2 separate regions of the Homo sapiens genome follow, and region 1 is linked to region 2. A link is a loop called in an ENCODE intact Hi-C map of the cell type or tissue named here. Cell type or tissue: mammary epithelial cell. All regions are shown on one strand. Links, peaks and the distances in the headings refer to the core of each region. The heading gives the core; the rest is flanking DNA. Region 1 has its middle 32 kb from the start of SVIL-AS1. Region 2 holds the start of LOC124902401 (a long non-coding RNA gene).

The links. A loop is a pair of places that touch in the nucleus more often than their neighbours do. Peaks named below come from ENCODE experiments on the same cell type or tissue, not always from the same donor. Only the 100,000 strongest peaks of a DNase experiment are listed, where the experiment ranks them.
Region 1: a loop joins it to region 2, with 16 times the contacts of the local background. A loop is called at or near these places in 4 of 110 quality-filtered maps.

The regions. Positions count from the first base shown.
Region 1 is chr10:29,376,399-29,379,316 of GRCh38, reverse strand. No RefSeq gene overlaps it. Among named protein-coding and RNA genes, the nearest start is that of SVIL-AS1, 32 kb to the left of the region's middle. In mammary epithelial cell, for the core only: a CTCF peak has its summit at 1,764 (motif pointing left); no DNase peak of the experiment used is centred there.
Region 2 is chr10:29,511,823-29,514,740 of GRCh38, reverse strand. SVIL (supervillin) reads left to right here. Exons shown (of 38, transcript NM_021738.3): 17 at 1,880-2,006. It overlaps LOC124902401 (a long non-coding RNA gene), which reads right to left and starts at 1,892. Exons shown (of 2, transcript XR_007062099.1): 1 at 1,809-1,892. In mammary epithelial cell, for the core only: a CTCF peak has its summit at 1,541 (motif pointing right); no DNase peak of the experiment used is centred there; H3K27ac peaks cover 437 bases.

The sequences.
Region 1 (2,918 bases), core at 296-2,795, 140 kb after region 2:
GTTAACCACACACCAACTATTTTGAGTGGGTTGCTTTGCATTTTACCACATGCATGCATTTAGTGACGTGAGATATTGTAATGTTGGCTTTCATTTCAAAGACAGTTATTTAAACATACTTAACCTGTATAATTCTTCCCTTTGCTGTTTAGATAGCTGAAAGATTGAAATTTGGAAATGGAATTTTCTTAGAGCTAGGAGAGATCTTACACACGATTCACCATTTTACTCTGTATGTTTTTCTAGGTGAGGTGCCTGAGGATGAGAGGGGGCAGGAAACCACCCAAGAGCACACAGCTTGTTTGGGACAAGGAGAAAAGTGGTGGGATGGGGTGTCAGCCCTTCTCATGTGTTCTAATCATCAGCCTGTCCTTCACTATTGGCTCCTTCCCTCCATCTGTAAATGCCATCAGATCCCTTTCTCCCAATGCAAATAAGTAAATAAGTAAACAGCCAAACACCAACCAAGCCCCCCAACCGACTCCCCCCTACCCTCAGTGCTCCTCTAGTAACTATCCTGACTCTCCTCTTCTCATCCACATTTTTTAAAAAGCAGCCGATATTGGGCTGTCTTCACATGCACTCTGTCCCCAGGCCACTCTCAGTGGGCCTCTTCCTGCTCCAAATCCAATGGGCTTTCTTCTCTCTTCTAGGGGACACTCGTCCTTTGTCCCTTCATACCCCCCGGTTTCTTTGACACCACCCTGCCCTGCTTCTGCCTGCGGCTCTCGGAACCCTCCTTCTGTCCTCCGCGAGCCTGTCTCCTCGCTGGCATGCCCACGTTCTGCAGGATTCTGTACCCGCTCATAGCCCCTCCCACTTTATGCTCTGTCCTGGGCCATGCTTTTCAAGCTCACGATCAACTACAGACAAAGTATGATGTCTCCCTGATTCTGAATGTCAATTCTGAGCTTCAAATCTAAATAGTCAACAGCTGGTTGGACATCTCCACCCGGAAGTACTACAGGAACTTCAAACTTAACGCATCCACAGTGGAATTCATGACCGGCCCAGGCACTGCATTTTCTTCATTTTTGTGTATCCAGCACCTAGCAGACAGCAGGCACTCAGGAATTGTTGGCTGAGTAAGCATCTTACTTGGAAGGCAGAGGGGCGGAAATGTTTGAGAATTATAGGAGTAGGTAAAAGTCCCAAAGTGATGCAAGGAATGTAGGTTGGAGTGTTCATCGAAACTGCGTTTCCTAGAAGTCATTATATGAAAAGGACACCACACGCGTATGTTTACCGCAGCACAATTCACAATTGCAGAGATGTGGAACCAACCTAAGTGCCCATCAACCAATGAGTGGGTAAGGAAAACGTGGTATATATACACCATGGAATACTACTCAGCCATTAAAATGGAGGAAATAATGTCTTTTGCAGCAACTTGGATGGAGCTGGAGGCCATTATTCTTCAGGAGTGGAAAACCAAAACCACATGTTCTCACTTATAAGTGGGAGCTAAGCTACAAGTATGCAAAGGCATACAGTGTGATATCATCGACTTTAGAGATGCAGAAAGGGGAAGAGCGCTAGGGATAAAAAACTACACATCAGGTACAATGTACACTATTCGGGTGCACTAGAATCTTGGAGTTCACCACTATATAATTCATGTTACAAAAGACACCCCAAAAACTATTGAAATAAAAAACAATTTTTAAAGAAAGAAACTGTTTCCTGATACACTCAAATAAAAGATTAAAATGCCAGGTCTTTGAAAATGAATGCTTCATGATTGGCCATTGTTTTCTAGCACCACCTAGTGGATATCCTGAGTCAGCCAGCGTGCCTTCTTTTTTTATTATTATTTTTTTATTTTTTGAGAAAGACTGTCACTCTGTTTCCCAGGCTGGAGTACAGCTGTGTGATCTTGGCTCACTGCAAACTCTGCCTCCCAGGCTCAAGCAATTCTCCTGCCTCAGTCTCTTGAGTAGCTGAGACTACAGGCGCGCGCCACGACGCCCGGCTATAGTTTTGTATTTTTAGTAGACACGGGGTTTCACCATGTTAACCAGGCTAGTCTCGAACTCCTGACCTCAGGTGATTCGCCGGCCACAGCCTCCCAAAGTGCTGGGATTACAGGGGTGAACCACCGAGTCCGGCTTTTTTTTTTTTTTTTTTTTTTTTGAGACAGGATCTCCCTGTGTTGCCCAGACTGGAGTACAGTGGTGCCATCTTGGCTCAACGCAACCTCTGCCTTCTGGGCTCAAGCGATCCTCCCACCTCAGCCTTCCTAGTAACTGGGACCACAGTCGCGAGCCACCATGCCGAGCTAATTTTTTTTTTTTGTATTTTTTGTAGACACTTGGTTTCGCCATATTGCCCAGGCTGGTCTCAAACTCCTGGACTCAAGCCGTCCACCTGCCTCAGTCTCCCAAAGTGTTGGAATTACAGGTGTGAGCCACTGTGCATGGCCATCTTCATCTTTTAATTAAAAATGATATCTCAATTAACGATTTGCACTGTAATAGCACCTACCAAACCTACTAATTTTACATACATTACCTCATCTCATCTCCAAAACAAGGCACTCATTATTCTCCCCATTTTACAGGTTAGAAAACAAAACTTTAGAAGGTTGAGGAACTTGCCTTTCTCATAATTGTTTCCAACACTAAGCCTTCGCCATTCTGCCATAGAACTTTGCACTTTTATTCTACTGTTTTATTTCGTTGTTGCTATTTTACGTTATCTTTTAAAGAACACTAGTAGTTAGTTTATAGGGCTCCTAGACTATGTATGAGATATCAGAGTTGCAAAAATTCATTATAGATATAGCATTAGGCCAGGCGCAGTGTCCCATGCCTGTAATCCCAGCACTTTGGGAGGCCGAGGAAGGAGGATTGCTTGAGCTCAGGAGTTCAAGACCAGCCTGGGCAACATAGTGAGACCCCATCTCTACTATATATATA
Region 2 (2,918 bases), core at 294-2,793:
ACCCAAAGGGAGTAGCCAAATTGGGACCAAAGCTGATGTTCTGCTTAAAAATACACTGTTGTCTAGGCGCGCTGTCTCATGCCTGTAATCCCAGCACTTTGGGAGGCTGAGGCAGGGGATCGCTTGAGGCCAGGAGTTCAAAACTGCCCTGGGCAACATAGCAAGCACCTGTCTCTACCAAATAAAAATTTTAAAAATTAGCCTAGTGTAGTGGTGCACAAGTGTAGTCCTAGCTACTCTGGAGGCTGACATGGAAGAATTGCTTGAGCCCGGGAGTTCAAAACCAGCCTGAGCAGCATAGCAAGACCTCGTCTCTACAAAATAAAAATTTTAAAAATTAACCAGGCGCAGTGATGCACACCTGTCATCCTAGCTACTCTGGAGGCCGAGGCAGGATTGTCGCTTGAGCCCAGGAATTCGAGGCTGCAGTGAACCGTGATTGTGCCGCTGCACTCCAGACCTGGTGACAAAGGAAGACCTTGTCTCTAAAACAAATTTATAACAATAAAAAATATTTATGGATTTAATATTTATGGATAAAAATATTTATGGATTTAATATTTATGGATTTAATATTTATGGATAAAAATATTTATACCATTTGTGGATTATGCATTAGTGATATCAATAAGACCTGGCCCATCAGGTCCAGCACAGAGGGAAAAGGATCTAATTATTTGGCTTTTCCCTACTCTTTAAATTGTTTGAGCATCGGCTCAAATGAGTTTAGTGATCACCACCTTTTTTTTTTTTTTTTACCTTTTATCTTTCCCATGTTTGTTTGTCCAGCGTAAATACCTAAGATTTCTTCATTCATGCAATACAGTTAGCTGAAATAGCCTCAAGTTTGTGAAAAATAACCTTTCAGGATTCCAGTATTCAAGCACTGCCTATCAAGTCACATCATCATTGAGCTAAAGTAGGTTAGTTAACAATATCAGTTAATTAGATTCTTTTTTTGTGTATATCCTTCCCCTGAGGAAAGTTGAAGTGATAATTTTAAAAAATGGGTTTATAGAAAATAGTTTCTGTCTAAAGAAGATGGATAAGAATGATCAAATTCATTTGTAGGAAAAGAATAGGGCTTAGAACACCTGAGGAGAAACAGTCATAAACATCAAATTTTACCTCTAATTGAAAGGGATGATATTAAGAGACTGTAAGTGCTTCATGGCTTTATGTTTTTGTTTGTTTGTTTGTTTTTTGAGACAGAGTCTCACTGTGTCACCCAGGCTGGAGTGCAGTGGCACAATCTCGGCTCACTGCAACCTCTGCCTCCCAGGTTCAAGCGATTCTTGTGCCTCAGCCTCCCGCTGGCTAATTTTTGTATTTTTAGTAGAGATGGGGTTTCACCGTATTGGCCAGGCTGGTCTCGAACTCCTGACCTCGTGATCCACCTGCCTCAGCTTCCCAAAGTGCTAGGATTACAGGCGGAAGCCACCGTGCCTGGCCAGCTTTATGTTTTTAAGCCCATGTCTGCATCATTTTCTGTAACACAGCTTTAGTCCTTTAATGTTATTTCACAAGTGACCAGAAGGCGTCGCTAAAAGACATTTTTCTCTGGGGACGGTTCTCTTGCTTTCAGCCCAAGGCCAAGGAACAGACATCCTTGGCTGGAATGATGGTGCATCTTTTATCTAGCAAGTCAGATTTCAGCTCTGTGTTTCAATCAACTGTAAAATCTTCGGGCCATCTTAGAAAAGGGACTTTATTATTTTTCCAGACATGCTGTCTTCCGAATAAATGAAATTCAAAATGTTAAAACGAGGCGGCTGTGGTCATATCTTGGCCCAAGCCGCCTCTCTTACCTAGATTATGGTTCCATCACAAGGAAGAGTTTGGTGCTGAACTCTTTGTGGCGGGCATGTTTTCCTCCTAGATTGGCACTGTTGAAGAAAAGCGGGGAGGAAGATTGGAGAAACAGACTCAGCAGGAGGCAGGAGGGCGGCAAGGCGCCGGCCAGCAGCCTGCACACCCAGGAAGCAGGGCGGTCCCTCATCAAGAAGGTAACATTCCCCATGTTAGGAAAAGCCTTCCGACTAACATCACTCTTGGAAGTGCATCAAAAAGACAAGCGTGTGCCACCTAATTCCTACTCTGTGAAGCATTTGTGCATTTTTGCCCTTAGGGTACACACTGAGAGTCTGTCACAGAGCAGCTAAAATTGGGCAGAAGGCTGTGCCTGGAGATGTTTTAAAACTGGGATCAGCAACACACACACACTATGTCAGCAAGCAAGTGCCTGAATTTTAAAGTGTGGACTTTTTCTTCAGTTTAAAAACCTTCTTAAATGAAGTCTGGCTTTCATGTGTTATTAAAGCCTTTATAATGAAAAAAATTGAATTCACCACTAATATCTTTAAGTTCCATGTAAAATACAGACTTGTGTTTCCCATGCAGAGATTTTAAACCTAAGTATAAAAAATAAGGACATAATTGTGGTTTATGAGTATTTAGTTCATCATTTAAGCGTGTTTCATGAGTAGCTATGCCTTTTATTGAGAATGTACAGTAATGTATAAGTTGAAACAAAATTAGGTAATGCATGGTGATCAATACTAGCAAGCATTTCATATGCGAAAGTATTGATGAATTGTTAAATCACAGATGTGATGATGACCAGCTTTTGACCAGGTAGTGCACACTTTTGAAACTGATGGTGACTTACTTGCTGGCTGGCCCTACAATTGCAAATGCACCTTCTGGCTGGAGGCGAAATGATGCACCGGTGACACACTCCCTGGTCACTTTCTAGGATCAGAAGTCTTCAAGTAGAAAAGAAAAAGAATGCTTTCAACCCGATGATCCCCAGGCCCCTTCTAGCTCTAAAATAAGTTAAGCATCTGTGGAAGGGAGAGATGATGAGTGTGACTTTCATGCATTAAGAAACGTACATAAAAATGAGATGTGCACATAGA